Regions from separate parts of the Homo sapiens genome. Here region 2 is linked to region 1. A link is an interaction called in ENCODE POLR2A ChIA-PET data of the cell type or tissue named here. Cell type or tissue: MCF 10A. All regions are shown on one strand. Each heading gives the region's core, and the rest is flanking DNA. Links, peaks and the distances in the headings are about the cores only. Region 1 overlaps MIR924HG (MIR924 host gene). Region 2 overlaps MIR924HG (MIR924 host gene).

The links. Peaks named below come from ENCODE experiments on the same cell type or tissue, not always from the same donor. Only the 100,000 strongest peaks of a DNase experiment are listed, where the experiment ranks them.
Region 2: POLR2A ChIA-PET joins it to region 1 with 5 read pairs; 3 of 35 experiments call an interaction of 5 or more read pairs at or near these places.

The regions. Positions count from the first base shown.
Region 1 is chr18:39,402,482-39,412,534 of GRCh38, forward strand. All of the region lies in intron 3 of MIR924HG (MIR924 host gene), which reads right to left. Among named protein-coding and RNA genes, the nearest start is that of MIR924, 210 kb to the right of the region's middle. In MCF 10A, for the core only: no CTCF peak of the experiment used is centred there; no DNase peak of the experiment used is centred there.
Region 2 is chr18:39,601,260-39,611,312 of GRCh38, forward strand. All of the region lies in intron 2 of MIR924HG (MIR924 host gene), which reads right to left. Among named protein-coding and RNA genes, the nearest start is that of MIR924, 16 kb to the right of the region's middle. In MCF 10A, for the core only: no CTCF peak of the experiment used is centred there; a DNase peak (open chromatin) is centred at 3,782.

The DNA.
Region 1 (10,053 bases), core at 3,444-8,443:
GCAGAGGAGGGATGGTCAGAAACTACATGAATACCTTTGGTGGCTGGGTGTGGTGGCTCATGCCTATAAACCCAGCAATTTGGGAGGCTGAGGCGGGCAGATCGAGACTGTCCTGGCCAACATGATGAAACCCTGTCTCTACTAAAAATACAAAAATTAGCTGGGTGCAGTGGCACGCGCCTGTAATCCCAGCTACTCGGGAGGCTGAGGCAGGAGAATCACTTGAACCCGGGAGGCAGAGGTTGCAGTGAGTCGAGATCATGCCACTGTATTCCAGCCTGGCGACAGAGCAAGACTCCATCTAAAAAAAAAAAAAAAAAAAATGACAACAACAACAAAAACCTCCTTGGTTATCAACAGTATTTACCAGATGAGAAGGAAAAGGGGAATTTAAGGCGAAGAAATCTTAAACCTTTTGGACTAATTCTGAGTTAGAATGAATAGAGAACAGGAAAAACAACAAAATCTTCATTAACCAGATAATTATATATTCTTTATGTAAGGTCCTGTAATACAACAGGCAAAGACCGGTTTCAATGTATTTTCATCATCTGACAAGTTTTAGAGATTTCTATGGATGCTGGTTCTTGTTGCCTGTATAATCCTATGAAAGGCCATAGCTATTTTTTTTTTTTTTTTGGCCAACAGAAAGTCCATAGCTATTTTCCCATATGAGTCAAACTATGTATTCTGCTCACTTTTAGGCTGAGTTGATGTTTGTCAAAAATTTTAGAGAAAAAGAAAACAAACATTGTTAAGCCCATTATCAAAAAAATTGGTCAAAGGTTTGCTAAGCAACTGTTCTGGAAACAACAACAAAATAAACTTATTTCAACAGTTTGAAATGTTAAGTATTTATTACATTTGGGAAAGCATGCAATGATTTCAGAAGGAAGGGGCATACGAATAGAAGCTGATTCCTTTTAATAGAAATAAAAAGTGGTTTTAGAGGAAGAAGAAGCTCTGAAGTTTTCACATTGCTAAAAAAATCTCACCAGGACAGCATTTATATCTCCATACTACATGAATTTGTTTTACGTAATTTCACAGTCCATCTAAAATAAGGGTCAAATTCAAGAGACATTTATGTAATGCTGGAATGGAAGACACCAAAAAATGCATAGGGCAAATATTTATACATTCTGTTCAGCTGGCTAAAACTGTGATCTAGATCAGCAGGTCTTTAAGTGGAGTCCGTGAATCCCTGGAAGTACCCAAGACTTTTTTCAGGCTAAGTGCAGAGTCAAACTATTTTCATTAAAAAATTAAGGTAATGTTTGCCTTTTTTATTGTGCTGACAATTGCACCAATGGTATAAATGAAACAGTGAGTATAACTGACAATGTCTTAATATGTGTAACAAGGCAATGGCACCAAACTATAGTAGTCATTGCATTACTCATTGCCACATAAGCTCAGGTGAAAAAAAAGATACTTTACCTAAGAATGTCCTTAAAGAAGTAGTGAAAATTATTAATTTCATTAAGTTCCATCTTGAGTGTATGTTGACTGTTCTGTGTGTGAAAATAAGTGGTATGCACAAAGCACTTCTGCTGCGTACCAACCACAGTGGTGGTCTCAAGGAAAACACGCGTGCTATTGAGTTGCAAGCTGAACTAGCCACTTTTTTTTTAAATGGAATGTCATTTTTGAAAGCTGTTGAAAGACATGTAAAAAACAATGGTTATTAAGACATGAGTATTGAGTAGACATTGTCTCATAAAATTAACTGTGTGAACTTGTCACTTCAAATAAAGCAATGGACAGTAGTTTTTGCCATTGATCAAATGTGAGGTTTCAAGCAAAAATTAAAATTGTGGAAAACTTATATCTGCCACCATGCACAGAACTGCTTCCTAATAGCTAATGACTTTTCTGATAGGATCAATGATAACATTAATGAATAAATTTATCAATATTTGGAAGATCTGCGAAGCTCAGGAAACCAATATTTTTCAAATGACTAATGCATAATATCACAAAATTAGGCAAAAGATTAATTCAAGATGCAAAATATATCTGTGAATTTAATGAAACAGTGTGTAAACTTTATTGGTATGATTTCATATTTCACATTGCACCCAACCTTGATATGTAACTTGTCGAGTTTTGGTATAGTATTAAAAAATATATAGTTATACCTACAACTGTCCAAAATGGCTATTAATATACCCCTCCATTTTCTAACTCATATTTATTAATCCTCACACTTCTTTGAGTAAGGGTTGCTTTGTCCATATACCTCAATAAAGAAACATATGCTGCAGCTCAGTGGCAGAAGCAGATCTGAGATTCCAGGCATCTTTTGTAAGTCAGACAGTAAAGAGATTTTTAAAACATAAAATAATGCTATTCTTATCACTACATTTTTCTTGTTATGCGAAATATAGTTATTTTTTCATGCAAAACAAGCTATTTATGTTATATGTAATGGGATTATTATTTATTTGTGAATGAATAAATACATAAATAAATATTTTAAACATCCAGTTTTGATTTTCATACAATAAATATTCATAGATGTAATACCCACATAATCAGACATTCTTTGGGGGTCCTCAATATTTTTTTAGTATAAAAGATATCCAGAGACCAACATTTTAAAGAACCTCTACTCTAAGTCAGTTAAAACATTTTGGTGGAAAGGATGTTTAGTGAAAAAGGAAGCACAGGCCTCAGAATCAGACAAACCTGGAGGTAAATGCAAACTCCAGCATTTAATTATGTGTGTTCTTGGCAGCTTAACTTTTCAGAACATTAGTTTCTAAGCAGTAAAGTGAGTTTGAAAATATTTCCATGATACAGTTTTTATAAGAATTACAAGTAACCTAAATAATGTACCTAGTGCCGAAACTGCTACATCACAGACCTTCATTCAATATTGGCTATTGTTTATATATATAAAATATAAACTATATATAGTATATATATTCATATAATATATATAATATCTCAGGATAAATATAGAAATAGATATGGCTACAAAGTACTCAAAAACAAGATTGTAAACTACTTTTTATTTTTATTTATTTAAATTATAATCTTGTCAACATGATTGGGAATAAAGAGATTTTCACAATAAGACACTGACAAAAATAGAATAAGTATGTAAGTGAAGAAGTGCTTTGAAGTCAAGTGTATTAATTACATTTAGGAATTTAGGGGTGCAGATTACAAATAATTTACTATGATTGCTACCAATCTAGCAGCTATATATTTTTAGGTTGTTCTGGTGCAGGAACATACATGGATGAAGTATCAAATCAATTGAAATATATATTCAAAATCATGTTAGACTGGGGAGAATGGTGCTTTGAAGCTCTCAAATGTGAACAGTTTTTGCCCCACAACCAAGGACTTTCAAAGATATGAAGAGCAAAAAAAGAATTAAATATGACTGAAAAATAAAAGGAGCTAGAGGCATCATTTTCTTTTGCATATCTGCTCCTAACTATGCACTCCCTCTTTTAGTTCTTGGGAAAAGCCTCTCCATCTTCCTACTTCAGAACCATTACACTGCATACTCAGTCATCTCAAGAATTCTGTTATGATCCATAGAATCAACTTCATCCAGTGCTGTCTCTTCTCCATTGTTTCAAAAGCAAAGTTATGGTCACAATGTCACCTTGCTTAATACCCTGTCACCTCCACCCAGGACTGAAGTCCCCTGCACTCTCTTGCACTTGCCTCATGAACCCATCTCCCGTCATGCCCTTTCCAGCCCACTCTCCACTCAAACAGAAGTGCTCAATAGGCCTTCAAAGGCTGTGCCCTCTCCTTCTGCAGCTTGGCATATACTGTCTATTGTGTTTGAATGGCTTTCTTCCACCCCCCAATTCTGTAATATGAAGCTCAGATACCACATCTTCTTAAATTATCTTCTGTTATATCCATATTTTGCCATAAATCAAACATAATCTTGCTGTTCTCTCATCTCCCATTATAGTACATATGAATGATTTTATGGCACACATCTCTTTCTACTATTTGATTATTATTTGCAACATTGATTCATCTCCTAATCTATAGTGTCCCGGTTTAAACTGCCACCATCACTTACCCTAACTAATGCCAACAGCCTCCTAATTGGTCTCCATGCATCCATTCTTGGCCCTGTTTCATTCATATCTCAGTAGCCAGAGTAATTTTCTAAATTATAATCAAGCTACTAATCCACTCAAAACATTTAAGTGGTCTCCCATTTCTCTTATATTAAACCCCAAATTTCTTACTATGGTCTGACCAGCCAGGCATGATCTGACTTCACCCTGTTTCTCTCCCGTTATTGTAAACCACCCTTCCTTGACCTGTTTATTCCACAGCCATGCTGAATTTCTTTCAGTTCTTGAAACACCTAATGCTCTTTCTTTCTCAAGGAATAAAACACTGGATGCTACCTTTTCTGCTGAAACACTTTCTCCCTCGCTCTTCACGTGGGTACTGCTACTTATATTTAATGTTCCAGCTTAAATGTTAGGTCCTCAGAAAAACTCTTTGACCTTCAGTTCCTTGTTTATTTCTCCCATTGTACATACTGAATTTATACTCTTTTAAAATGTATTTCAGGTTATTTGTATTTGTCTGTCTTCCCAACTGAAACGTGAGCTCCATAAGATTGGGAAGCATGTACACCTTGTTCTCCGTTGACTCACCATCACCCAGCATAGTGCCTGATACAGGGCTCAACAAATATTTGTTGAACAAATAGATAGCGAAATGGTATTGGGTGCCAGGATGCCACCTTTAGTCAATAAGCTAAAGGTCTCTTAAGGGGTATTGGTAAAGCTTGAAAAATTATATTGGTAAGTTCTCAACACCCTGAATCTCTGAAATTATATTTTTTTCTCTAAAAAATTTTGAGACTCTTTGGAATAAATTATGATGACTCTCCATCAGTTTAGGTACTATTAATACAATGTAATATGAGGTAAAATTTGAAAGAAAATCTACTAATGACTTGTTAAGTATAGATAATGAGAGAAACCTTCCAGGAATTACACAGATGTTTATTTTTCAATGGTGCTCCATGGAAGCATATGATGAATGTTACCTGGATTTCAATGAATGTCCCTCAATATCTACATTTACTCCCATTCTTTTACAAGCACAAATATTTAATTTCTCAGAATATGATCTACATTTTAAAATATAGGTTAAAAGTGCTAATAGTGTTATTTTCATCAACAGAGAGAGGACTTGTTTGAGTTTAATTTTCCTTAACCATTAAATTATTTCTTTCCTTTTGCCTTTCCTCACTTTTTCCTTTCATCCTTTCTTCCTGTTTTCATTTTGGGAATCCTTCATTCCTGCCATGTGAGTGTCAGATCTGCATAAACAGTAGTACGTTGGTCACTTTCAGGGATGCTAGATTGAAGCAATAATTACAAAGATGCCAACCCTTATTGTAATATCCATCACTTTATTCTCTCAAAAGAACATCCTTTCACTAACTCAATATGTCTCACAAACTTTAACTGTTTTTCTTGACTGACTTCTGAGTCACATTTTTCTACATCTTTTCTATTATGGCCTCTCTGCCATCACAGAATTATTTTTACCACCTAGCTCTCCTGGATCATGTATTTGGGGCATTCTTCCAAAGAAATTTGATCCAGGGCTCCTTGATGTATCAGTAATTCCCACCGGGAATTAGACACTACTTAGGCACCATCTCATAGCCTCCTAGCCTCACCTATCTCCAGAATTCTGAGTCAGTTATTTCTCCCAGTCATGGTTCCAGCAACCAGCACTGCATAAGATCAGGCTGACTTCACTTGGACTCCCAACCCATAGTTGAGATAATGACCATGACTGAGATTTTGGGCTTCACCAATGCCACTGTAGACTGAGATGCTGAATTCCCACCGAGCTTCTGCATAGACTCAACTCTGAAAGGCATTTTGTATGCACCATCTCTTGTGAGTGAGCCATTGACCTATGAGAAAATAGTAATCAAGGGGTCAAGTTTTCTCTCTCCAACTTTGAGACCTACCAACCTGAGATTAGCAACGATTTGTTGGGACTTGGAAGGCCATCCTACAAAATGGAGCTTTGCTTGAGGGACAGCAGAATTCAGCACCATTAGGCACTATGTATTTGCTGTCTCTCCTTTTTTTCATTTCCATTTTCTTCCGTCCTGGTTCTTTGAAATTTTTCCTACTGATAAGGAAATAACACAGTAGTTTGCTAGTTGTTGCTTTGAACTCTACTTTCTGGGGAACTCAGTTGGGGCAAACATTCTCTCTTATGAGACTTCCATGATCTCATATTCATTCACTAAACACCATCTCTAACAGCTCTGCCCATGGTCTACTGAAACATGGAAAAGAGGCCCAAGGCTTATATACCAAAGATATGGTTCTCCTTTTAGAGTGAAACCAAGGAAATTGTTCTTGATCACATATTTGATCCCTGGAATAGACTATACATATATATGTGTATATATAAATTATGTATATATTTATATATATACACACACAAATTATATATATTTATATATATACACACAAGTTATATATGTTTATATATATATACACACATATATATAATGCTAAATTCTAAACGAAGACACTTAATTGTAGGCTATAATTCTCCCATGGAATTCTTGATATAGAGAGTATGTTCAATAGCTATTTAAGTATCCATTTGATCTCTTAACTCTGATAAAAGCTTCTTAGATTATTACTACCTATACCAGGTAGTATCTCTCTTTTTTCAATGAGATACCTATTTAGGTGCAAGTTTAACTGTAGGAAGCACTTATACATTTATTTATATATGCACACACATGCACACATGTATATCTATATTTATATAGATATAAATATAAATATAAATATATATATATATATATATATATATATTTTCACTCATTTAAGAGGGTTTTTGACCTCTTACCATATGCCAAGCATTCTTCTAGGCATTGAATATTTAGTACTGAATGAAAAAGTCATATTTTATATTCTTATTGAAATTATAGTCTAGTATAAAAGAAGGTCCTTTACTCAAGAAAAATAAAAAATATTTTAAGATCTCTACAAGTTTAAGGTCTTTATCTCACAGCATTATAATTTTTTTTTGTTTTATTCTCCAGCTGTATCTCATGTAAACATTACTAACAGATATTTCACAGGATTATTTGAAAACAAAACAAGGAAGCCAAGCAGATTTACCATATCTAGGAACATTAGAACAACCCTCGGGGAGAAACAGAATTTTGTCTAATCCACCACACATCTGGGAAAGGGAAATAAGGTTGAATTCATAATTCACTTGTACCACAGGACTAGTTTAACAATAAAAAAATAGATAGTAATAAGGTATGACACCACAGAGATTGGGAGATAAGGTAAATGTAGCCTAGAACCTTTTCAACCCTAGTTAATGAGAATCCCTAAACACCACCAGACAACTTAATAGACCTAGCCATTACTTGAACATTTTGCCTTCTAGGCAGCTTCCTATTCTTCTTCCATTAATTCAAAACTTCAAAAGCACCAAGCTACATTTCATTCACAAATTGGATGAGATGTTAAATTAGGGAGATGGCATCTGAATCACTCAAGGTTGTTAGGCTTGTCGCAGTCAATATAAGCCACAACTCTCTCACATGTGCGGGGCTGCTCTACTCACAAAATGTGAGAGGGCTTTTACCTACACATACATCCTGACAAGGTTTGCCCAGGGAGAGTCAGCCTCAGTAAAGATACAGATAGCTGATGGCACTTATTCAAACGTAAAATAATGGTGGAGAGAAAGAACACAAGCACAGCACACATTTCTCAGGCATTTCTAATCACTTAACACACTCACATCTATACCTTGAAATCAAAGGCCCTCCTTTATTATAATAGATATATTTTAAAAATAATTTTAGGTAAACGAGAAAGCTGACAAACTTTTAAAAACTCCCTTCACTTTATCATTTAATAAAATAAATCAATTTTTACAATTTACATATGCTTTGAAAAAATTTTTAAGACCAAAATATTTAGTACAGTTTCTCCCCTACAAAATAGTGATCCTTATATTTTAATGTTAAAAAAATCAGTGATACGTAAAACAAAATGGGGACATATAGGTGCTATCATTGTCAATCAAATCACTCTAATTAAACAGCATTTAAATAATAAACAATTTAAAGGATAAAGAGGTATTTTTATTCATAAATGGTGTGTGTGTGTATGTGCACACTCGTGTGCATGCATGCACATGCATTTAATTTTATAAATATGTCTTCAAATGCTAGCACAGGGATTTGTTTGACTTAAGCAACTGCAAATGTGAGCTCAAAAGTGGGTATAAAAATGAACTTCTTTTTGGTTATAGGCTACTATGGAGCATCAATAATTGCATTTTTTGCATTAAATGCATTTAAAGACTATTGTTTTCAAGAGATAGCATTAAAGGGGAAAGATTTCACCTCATTTGGAAGTAACCAGAGATAGAAATTTAGGAAAATAGTGAGCCACTCTTATATCCAGAATTGTAGTATCAGTGGATAAAGAGTTTATCATGATTTTGACTCTATCAAAAATGGATCCCTGACTTAGATGAACATAAAATCCCTGTTTTCATACTCAATATGCTGCAAGATATAGGAGTTATTGCACTTTAAAAGATAAAAAGAAAATAGACTAAGTTTCTTGTCATTTTTTGCAAAGATCAACATTCAGAATTCACCTTTCCCTCCTCTACCCTGTCAGGCACAGCTCAGGGTAGGCTACCAGGGGAGACAATGCAAAAAAATGTGTGGAAGTCTACTTGATTCTGATGCTAGTCTTCTGAGCAATAGAAGACAGAGGAGAGAGAAAGAGAGAGAGAGAGAAAGAGAGAGAGAGAGAAGGAGGGAAATACAGGAAGAGAGAGAAAGACTTTACAGAATAATCTTCACATAGAGAGAAAAACTAGACATCCATGTCCAAAAGCATGAACCATTCAGTCAATCGGACATTGTACCAAATACAAGGAATGGTTATAAGAGGGATTAAGAAACATGGCAAAAGTACAAATATAAGTAAAGAATTAAGGGAGGTCGATGGGGATGGTCAAAGAGATTATGATGATGGGCTCAGCAAGCCTTTAACTCTCCACAAAGCTGAAGAGAGAAGAAAAATCGGCTTAGCTCCATATTTAGGAATAAGATTTGGAAGCAAGCATTAAACTATTATTCTATTACTTTATTACCATTTCAATACAGGACCCACAAATGACAAACCTAGGGTTTGGAATATAGACTGGATACATTCTTCAAAGAGTTCCTTTAATTATTTAGGAGAATGAACAGGGTGCATCTATCAAACCAATATTTATTCACCACTTACTATGTCCTAGGCACTCTTCTAGGTGCTTGGAAGACATTAGGGAACAAAACAAAAGGCTATGTCTTTTGACCTTTATATTTTAACAAAAGAGAAAAAATGAACAGTGAACATAATAAATATGTTGTGTAGTATATTAGAAGTGACGAGAGCTAATACTTTTAAGGAGCATTTTAGAGTCAGAGTCTACCTTAATTACTCTCTCCTTGTCAGCTACTGTTATTAGCTTTGGTTTCTGAGACACCAAACAGAGCCATAACTCCAAACTCCTCTCTCCTGAGGCAGTCACTCAAAACAATTGTAGTTGGGTATGGAACATGCTGGTAGGTGTTCTGGCAGACCTACAGAATCACATTACTAATTTTAAGGCCTCACTTTTACAATTACCTCTCTCCTTCACTTCCTTCTTATAGACCTTTAGAATTTCTCCAAACCCCAGGGACTCGCTGCCTTCATAATCTGCACTACTGGGAGCTGAGTGCTGGTTAATTGAGGATGATGATGAGGAGGAGAAGGAGCAACTCACTATTATCTAATATCATTGCTGGATCTCGAAGGCGAGGAAGACCATGTGGCTGACAGAGGTTTAGAAAGACCAAGCACACATGACTCAACCTGGCAGGACCTCAGTGACCTGCCTTCCTATCCAATATCTACTCGTGGCCAGAATAATTAAAACCCAAGAGAGAGCCAGCAGGATGGATAATAGGACTTGGTAATGACCCTCTTTGTT
Region 2 (10,053 bases), core at 1,724-6,723, 200 kb after region 1:
TAAATAATGAATCCTCATTTATGTTCCTTGGACTTCTTTGATATGTTAGGGTGAAGGTTTGAAATGGAATATTTTAAGTGGACCACCCTGTGATTGCAGTTAAGAATTTAACTCAGGCCTCTTTATAATTTCATTCCTGATAATCCATACCTTGGAAAGTGTATTGACAAGATTTCCCTGTTTGTTTTAGGTACTAAAATTTCCTGGTTGAGACAGGTTAATATTCAAAATGTAAGCAATGCCACATTGTTGATGAGGGCATAAAAAGTTCTATTTGTAAGGAATATTATGAAATATTATTTGAAAAAATTTGTATATCATTATAAATGTGTCACAGAATTTTAAATTCATTTAAGAAACATTATCAATGAATAGATATAATAAAATTTATCACACTGGGAGGAGTGTTAGTTTATGTTATTTACATGTTGGTTGATACATTGTCTCAGTTAAAAACAAAATTATATTTCCTCTGGGCCTGATTTAAAGACAGTTTACTAAGTTTGCTAAAGCATACACACAGACACAGACACAGACACACACACACACTCATACAGATGTTATTGTTTTATAGCTGAACCTTATAGATCCTGTTTCCTTGCCTTGAAGGTCTAATTCTCCTAATTCCTGTGTATTTTCCAGAGGGTCCTAGGCCATAAAAAGTACAAAAGAAAGAAAGAAACTCCCTGCATTCTGCCCTGATGATTGTTGTGTAGCGGCAGTGATGATGTTATTGGAAGTTTTAAAAACTAAAATACCCGATCAGGTTCAGAGACATTACCCAGTTATGTTCTGTGTGCTTTTTATGGTTCATTCAATTTTCATCAAACAAGGGACAGCAATTCGTTATTTTCCATTCTCCACTGTCCCAAATCCTCAGACTCTATCAAAGCACACCTTGAGCTCCACCTCCCACATTGTGCTCCCCACTGGTGCCAATCTTCCAGCTAACTCCATTTCCCCTTTGTAAACGCTCGATGTGCTGACCTATTTAAAAATATAACTCAGGTGCCTGGCGAACCATGATGCCTGCCAGCTCTTCAGATAAAGAGGATCCACTTATTAATCTGCTCTGTCTCCATCTGCCTGCTCAATTGGGATTGACTGCTTGCTGTCCAGACTGATACCAGGGAAATCTGATTGAGGACAAGAATCTCTTTGTACATTTCCCCCACTGATATGGCACAACAGGTTTGTTGCAGCCAGGGAGTTAAGCTGATGTGACATGATGTCAGATGGCCTGCCATTGTACGTCAGAAATTAAAAAGAAAATATTCTTTCAAACTGGAATTCCTCATGTGATTTTTATTTCCTTGGGCTTTGAGCAGATTGAGTATTGAATTGCTTGACTGGAGCCCATGGATAATTTAATACCTGCAACATTCGTCCCCGGGTGAATTTCAGCCACATTTGACTTGTTCAGCATGGCGTCTCAGTCCTAACCATTTCATGGAAATCTTGTAAATATTGATTGATGAAATCCCAAGAAATGCTTTTTTCTAACTCTGATTCTGAAATGTTCCAGAAGAAAACACCTAATCTCTGCATCCCTCCTCCCTACTCCATATCCAGTTGTATAAGAAGTAAATAAGAATTTTGGATTTTTTTTAATCCTTCTCCAGTTAAAACAATCAATTCTTACAACTTAAAAAAAATTAAAATAAAGTGATGTGATTTGTTCCATTAAACTAGGCCTGAGTAAGTAAATGAGCAAATAAATAAACTCAAACCATATAAGTGGAATAAAAATGTTATTATTTCTTATGACACTTTTTTAATACTTCAATTTGAGGTATTGGATACATAATATTAGCTATCCAGGAGAATATAAACATAGTGTATGTTTATATGGTTCTTATGGACTAAATGATGTGAAAAGTATTCTGATTTTAGTAGGAGCTTGTGCTTCTATTGAAAAGATAGATAGAACTAGCCTTGTATCAAATAAATCTAAAATCAAAACTGGATGAACATGAAATTTCCAGAATGTGTTTATTAATGTAAAATTCAGAGAAAAAAGATAGACACAAAAATAAGAGTTAAAGATCTTATAGGAATTCATGTTTAGTAACAAGGAATAAAATATTATCAATTTTTTAATATTCAGCTTTTACTCTTTAGTAAAGGCTAATCATTTGTTAATTTGTGTAAGCGCCAGTGTTTAAAAATTCAGACATGAATGAAATGTGTGGCTGGTTTGTATTGTTTATTGTAAATTAAACAGTCTAAAATGTAAATACTATTGGGGAATATAAAATCTCCTTCATTCAGTGCAAATAACACTGAATAAATTAATAAATTGACTAGCCTCTCTTTAATATTTACATGTTATAAAAGTGTATTTGTATGTGTGTGAGTGTATCTGTGCATATGTGAACACAAGATATTCGAAGCACTAGAGGGAAAATAACTTGGTTAAATAGATGAAGCAAGTACAGAGCAGAAACAAAAGTGGCACAAGTTAAGAATACTTTTCAAGTATCAAGAAATTACCTTAACAAAAAGTAATTATTGGATATTTTCTCAATATATAAAAGGGAAAAATATTGTCCAGAATTTTTAAGACTAAAATATAAGAAGAAAAACAAATCCATAAAAAGATTAATGAAATAAAACAATTCAGTTTTAATCTTGCTGTACTGGCTTAGTGTTTGCCTAGCTATTGAGTCTTTCTTACCTTCATTTCCATTTTCCCCAAATCTTAGAGCGGGAAAGATAGTGCATATTGTTTATACTAGACAGGAGATTGCTTGTGAAATTTGTATTCTTTTCTAGATGAACTGGACTGAAAAGAGGAAACTTGGGAGAAAATTACCCTTTATTGATTACCCTAAATCATACCCTCAAAACCTACTACAAGCATGCATCTCCTTGTTTATTCTCTTCTGGGACCTGAATCAAAGGGGAAGCCCCATTAAAACTGTACTCAGCTCCACAATGAGAGAAAAGCGAGAAATATAAGGGCAGTTGGAAGAGATCACATTACTGGAACCATAAATGGGATTCTTCAGAAAAGTAAGGACTTCCATGACCAAGTAAGACAATTCAGCATGCGATTCAACCGAAGTCTTCATACTACAAACTATGGAAAGGCATGAAAATCTGCAGGATACAAGAATATATTGACTTGCATTTTGTAGGACGTAGTTTAAGTATGATATTCTGCTAACAATAACATCCAAAAGTAAAAAGCTCTGTCTTTTCCATCTCATATGCCACACAAAATTATGTACCTTGATTACTCAATAAGCATCAATCAAAGACTGGCATGAAGGACTCAAAGTGGCAAGTTTCTTCTCAAAAGCAGAGACTTATCAATTCAGGTCAGGCAAACGAAACCTAAGTTTGCAAATAGATCTAGAAGGAAAATTATTTTACAGACTCCTAAGGAATGAAAGCACTATAAACAAGCAAATGTTATTTCCTGGAGAGAGGATGGAAGAGAAAGAAATGAGAAAATAAATGTTGTTCATTATTAATTTGCCATTTGGTTCAAGGAAAATGTTCACAGGCAAAGTTGCTTGTATCTTACACTTAATATTTTTCTCATCACAAGATATAATTTTAATAGTTTTTTTCAAATCATGGTTCCTTCTTATCAAATAAGCTTTTTTCAAGCCAATCAAGGTGGGAGACCAGAAGGTTTAAAAAGAATTCATTATAACAACTCAAATGGAAGATATAAAATAATCTGTTTCAAAGAGTAGAGACTGTTTTCCATCAGCATTTGTAACATGACTCATTATTTCACAATTTCTCATCCGCCCTTCCTCTATTCCTACCCTCAAATGCTCTGTGGTAGAAAACTTCGACCTTGCTGAGAGAAATAATAACACAACATAGCTGCACCATCCATGAGATTAATACCGCCCACCGAAAGAAGCACCTCAACCGGCAAAATACAAGTAAAATGCATGAACACACTGAGGAACTCTTTGCCTTGTTCACCTTCTTTCTAAATAATTCATCAGTTTAATGATAATGACATTCAAATATCATAATTACAGCTGACTCTTTAAAAAATATCAATTCCGGGACCCAAAATGGAGCAACCAGCCCCCACTCCTTTTCCCACCATTAGCTGTTAATGCCAAAATATGATCTTTATTCATTTCACTGACATAATATAAAACCAATGTAGATTTCCCATTTTTTGTAAAATTTTCATCTGCACTATTAGTTTCACTGATAGCAGACTGCAAAATGTTGTTAAGCTACAAGATGGAAGACACTGCAAAAACCTCAGCATGTTAAGAAGCCATAAAATTTTATTCAGTTCATTTACTGCTACAGTCCAGTAACCCTATAGTAAGGGTGTGCTATTTTTATTGTGTATTTATTTAAAGGTTGAATATTCTGTTCCCTGGACTAGATATCTAACAGAGTTAATCTAGATTACTAATACACTGAGTTGTCTTCTACTTTGGGGTTTATCATTTCCTTGAAAGTGTTTTTGTGTTTTGGCTATTGTGAAAGAGATAATAGCAGAATACTGCAAACAAAAGCTTGCCTTTGGATAGGTGGCTCATTTATGCTCAAAATTAAACCACCAGGGTATGGGCCTCACATGACACTGAGGAGAAGGACCCCCTTTTCCCTCCCCTTACTCCATCTTATATCTCTAAAAATACAAATCTCAGTGCATAGTGCAATGAAACACAATGTAAGAGACTTTTATTGGTCAGTCTGGGACTCTGCTGGAGATGCTTGACTGCTTATACAATCCCGCAGAAGTCAGCCACATTTCTCATTTATTGCTTTGTCAGTATGTCTTAGCAGTTTGGCATAAATAGGTAAAATATTTTTAGATTAGCATGAGGTAGAACATGCTTCAGGTCTACTAATAAAACCAGTGCCATCTAAAGCTAGCTTATCTATATATTATATGAAATTTGCAAGATGAGGACACAAACTAGAGAAGAGATATGGTGCACATATTTTGCCAATATATGGATATATTGGATATGTGGAGGAGGGGCCTCCCCCACAGACTTCCTGGGCCATGGAACAATAGCAGTTATGCCAGTGGTGACTCTACTATGAAAAAAAGCACACACGTCAAGTCAAAGGAGCCCAAAAAAGGATAGTAGATGGGACTGTTATTTTTGTATTTGGGTTTTCTCCCTTAGAACTAGGGTATTGGTTGTACTAGCGTTAGCAAATACCCTGGAAATTCATTGTTGTGTAAATATACTTGGGCCTCAGGAGTAACAGTTCCCCTGCTCAGTCCCAATTAAAGGCCACATAGAAACTCCAGGTGCAGTAAATAGATAAACTAGCAACAAAAACTACAATAGCAAACAGGCCAGACAAATGATCTACAGCATCCACAATACATTCTGCCTGTGTCTGTGACTTGTTAGAAACCTAGAAGACAAGCCTGTCCCGACTTGGTCCCCTCATCTATAATACAGGCTGATAAGAGAACCTATGCCAGTTGCAGTGTTTTCTCTTGAAAGTTCAAAACATGTGGTTGATAAAAGCAAAGTGTGCATTTTTAAAGGCACATGAGAGAGAGATTTAAATCACCCGAGATAGTCTGTATTTATTCATTCCACAGAGGTACAAAGGCTCTGTCTGGGTAGCATTAAAGAGTAAAGGTTCAAAAGGAATATGTGAGAGTCCCCAGGAGACGGGAAACATAAGAATGCATTAAAATGAGATGGAGAATGTGTCCCAAAATAGCCAAATAATGACTGTTCGTAGTTACTATCTTGCTAGCATCGATTGTGGAATATTTGAGGGCCTGGGAGAATCAATGTATATGGTAAACAATCACCTCCTAAACTGAAATGTCAGAGATACGATACAGAATAATGAATATAAAATCTAGACAAAACTAATGACCAAACAAGATAAACAAGTTAAAACAAATAAGCCATGAAGGGTGAGTGACTAACGATTGAGTTAGGCATAATTCCAGTGAAAATCTGTCCATTTGAACAGCGTTTGCTGTGTGGTGTCAACACAGGCTGACAGCTGAGCCCGGCGTGCCTCCATTTAGCTTCTGGAATATAAAAATCTGGGCTGTGGATGCTGAGATGCAGAAGCCAGGTAGGTATTCAGGCAGTGGTGGGGAAAAACATTTCCAGATTTTACAATTTTACAACCATCCATTCATCATTTTGAGAGATGAAAGGTTATATCTTCTGCTTATTATGCACCTGGCACAGGGGTCTTACATTCATAGATACTCCCTAAAAATGATTTTCAAACAGTTTTTTTTTCTCCTTTTTTTGGTATGTAATTTTTTAAAGGGTGCTAGAAGTCTTACTTGATATCTCTTTCAATTATCCTTTCTTTTGTGCACCTTCCCTCTTTTTCTATTTTGAATTGATTTGTGAACCCCTTTTTACAGCTAAATGAGTCAGCAGAGATGGGATGTTGATAGATCTCATTGGACTTTGGTCAACATTGTTCTGAAATAAAAGGAGCCAGTAGGGTTTAACGGTACACTCCATCACAGAAAAAGCTCTGCTTCCAGCCTCCAATCATTCAGCAAGTCCTTATAACCTAAAAGGTTATTATTAGATAAACCTGAGATTTTGGCACAATTTGATCTCTACGGTGTCTCTTTTTTTGCCTTAGAGATCTCTTGTTGCTTTATGTCCTGATACTAAAACTTTCACTGGCTTCCTTTTCACCCCAAACATTCTTCTGTTTTCACGTCTAACCTAGACAATTCTCTATTCTGTTCTCTTCAAAACTGAACTGTTGTGGGTCTTGTTTAATAAGCAGCTTCTTTTAAATAATTGTCACAGTGGAAAAGATCTCATATTAGTTGAATGTTTGTAGACAATAAACACTGACTGACAGCATTTTTCCCCCTATAAATATTTGCTTACACAGGAATCTTTCCCTTATATTAAAAAAAAATACATATCTAATGTTGGGAATTTCAGACATAATGGCAAGCAAATAGCAGGAATTTCTTTTGATCAGAGCGGCTTATCTGCACACTGTGTGGGGAAACACCTATTCTGCCTGCAGATAAGGCCTTTGTGATGATGTTTTTGTGAATAATATTTTTAAAATAAAGGGGCCTAGGGGCTAAACATTTTTACTTAGCAGACTTAGCAGAAGGAAACTTTAAATTATAATATTTAGATAAAAATTAAACATATCATTTATGATATATTGTTCTAGCAACTTCATAAGCAAACATGGTTTTAAAATATATATTTGGGTATGAAATTATCCCTAATTACTAGAGAAATAACTATCTTTTCTTGTTATTTATGTGCACCTGCTGGGCACTATCCTTATAATAGGGGCCATTCAATTACAACAGGTGGGGTAAAAACTGTTCTTGACTCTACCTGAACAGATCAATAACACCATGTTGGGCCTAGAAGGCATTCAGGTGAGCCCCTAGTCACTAGCCATCATTGAAGATGACAGAATTTCCATATACTTCCTCCACGCAGTCCAATGTGGTATATGTGTAATCTCTAATACCTTCTACTATATTTGCATTCATATCTTGCATCAAATGGAAAGGTCAATACAAAAACTTAAGGAGAAAGCCACCTGAGTTTCTAAGGTAAATCCTAAAGGTTTATGGTCTTTGTTCAGCTGGTAGGCAACAAGAACTTTGGGACATCACTGAAGTCAATCACTACAGGCTGACATCATGCTGTTTCTTGGAATCCTGTTGGTAGTAACCTTAACTGAATGCTCTACCAGATAAATTGAACAGATTTGGCTCCAGCCTTTGTTGGTCAGATTAATGAAAGTGGTTGATCAAGTCACTTACTCATGGAAAACAATTTTCTACACGCCCAGATGGTATAAAATCAATGGATACGCTGGATGTGGTGGCTCACACCTGTAATCCCAGCACTTTGGGAGGCCAAGACAGGTGGATCACCTGAGGTGAGGAGTTCGAGACCAGCCTGACCAACATGGTGAAACCCCGTCTCTACTAAAAATACAAAAATTAGCCGGATGTGGTGGCGCATGCCTTTAATCCCAGCTACTAGGGAGGTTGAGGCAGGAGAATCGCTTGAACCCAGGAGGCAGAGGATGCAGTGAGCTGAGATCATGCCATTGCACTCCAGCCTGGCAAGAGAGCAGCCTGGAGAGCAAAACTCCGTCAAAACAAAACAAAACAAAAAAACAATGGATGCATATTTTTGGGAGACAATTCTCAGTGGGTATCTTGTATTTCTGCATGTGCTATGAGCAAACATGGTGATTGTCTTTGTTCTGGATTACCTTTTTAAAGATGTTTATATAGTGAAGTGCTTTAGAAAAATAGAGCTCGTGTCTCCCTCAAGAAACAGCAGGTTTGCTTACTGCCTTGGAAATAGAGATAGTGTCTCCCTCTAGAGCACGGGTGTCCAACCCTTTGAATATAGGATTTCTTTGCTTATCTGTGGTGATGAATATCACAGAAATTATACATGGATTTTTTTTAACCTTATCAGCTATTGTTAGTGTTAGTGTATTTTATGTGTGGCCCCAGACAATTCTTCTTCCAATGTGGCCCAGGGATGCCAAAAAGTTGGACACCCATCCTCTAAAGAAAACAGCAGTCAATGCTTTCTGCCTAGTGTAACAAAGATAGTATCTCCCTCTGGAGCTAATAGCAGACTTACTTATTGATCTTTATAAGAGACTTGCCTTCTCAAAACTAACAATTTTTCTCCTAAAATGCAACCCACTATGTGTGCAGGGGTTCCACCCTGTGGAAACTGGTGCTTAGGGAACCAGCATAAGAAATGTTGACAGTCTCACTATTGCTATTGTTGTATTAAAAAAAAGTCATTTGTCTCTGACTCAGGAATGTCTTGACTTCTGCCAGTATCCATGAAGATGTGGCAGGTAAAGTTGTTAGCCTGCAAAAGGGGTAAAATTACATTCCCTTCAGGGTTCCTGGTAGCCCCTGATGGAATAGTGTAGAATAGACTTCCTTTAGCAAACCAGTCATTTGGAGGATCAATTATTAGTATTTCTTGTAAGTTGTGGCTTTCATACTTGCTATCAAGGAATATTCAATCTGAATGTGATCTTAGAAGCTATCCGTCATTCTACGTATGAGAAAATTGAAGCTCTCGTTTATTTACCTAAAACAACACACTTAGTGGCAGAATTTGAGCAGATACTTAATTTTTCTGATTTTCTGTTGGTGTTCTTCTCAGCATATTCCATTGACTATAATAAAAACTAAACTCCATAGTCTACTTTAGTCTCAAAAAGGTAACTGATAGATAATTTTTAGTGAGTAAAGTACAAAAATGGGGAATGAATATTACCTATCCCCTGTGGTAACAGGGTAATGGGTTCACATAACAGTCCAGGTTGACATAGGCCTGGGCTTGGATCTAGCAGTGATTTTCAAATCATGGAAGAAAACACTTTGACAAGGCACATTTTCCTCTTGGCTAGCTGCAGCAACATTTGCAAATGTTCTGAAGTATTCTTTGGATCTTAAATATGTCATGTGCATGGACAACAGGAATTAGCACTTTCTGCATTCATCCAAAATACAGGATTAGTTTCAGCCATCTTTTACACTTTTGAGAAAATCTTCCTTAAAGTGACAATAATTTAACCTCATTTCTCATTTTCTTTTGAGCCTCTACACTCTTATCTCTGAAAGCCAATAGCTTATTTTATGTTTTCTCCTCTTGGTTACTGTACTCCTCAGAATAGGGTATGTTATATACAGTGTAACAAACAACCTCCAAATCTCCTAGGCTTAAAATGAGTTTCATTTCTTGCCCATGCTACATTTCCACTCCAAGTCTTCTGGAGGTTTTCTCCTGCTTTATCCTCACCCTGGGACTCAGGCTGACTGAGCCCCACACCTTGAACACTGTATATTGTCATGACATCAGTTCTTGCAACATTTGTCTTGAGGTAATTTTGCTACCACTGACATTTTACCTGGCAAAGTGTGTGCCACGGTCCTAACCAACTTAAGAGGAGAAAGAAGTGTATATCATGTGCCAGGAAAAGGCAGAAGAAATATGTGGTGACCCATGCTAATGATAGCCACAGTTATATTGACTTAGACTCAAACTTAAAGTTTTGGTTGAATATTTGCTC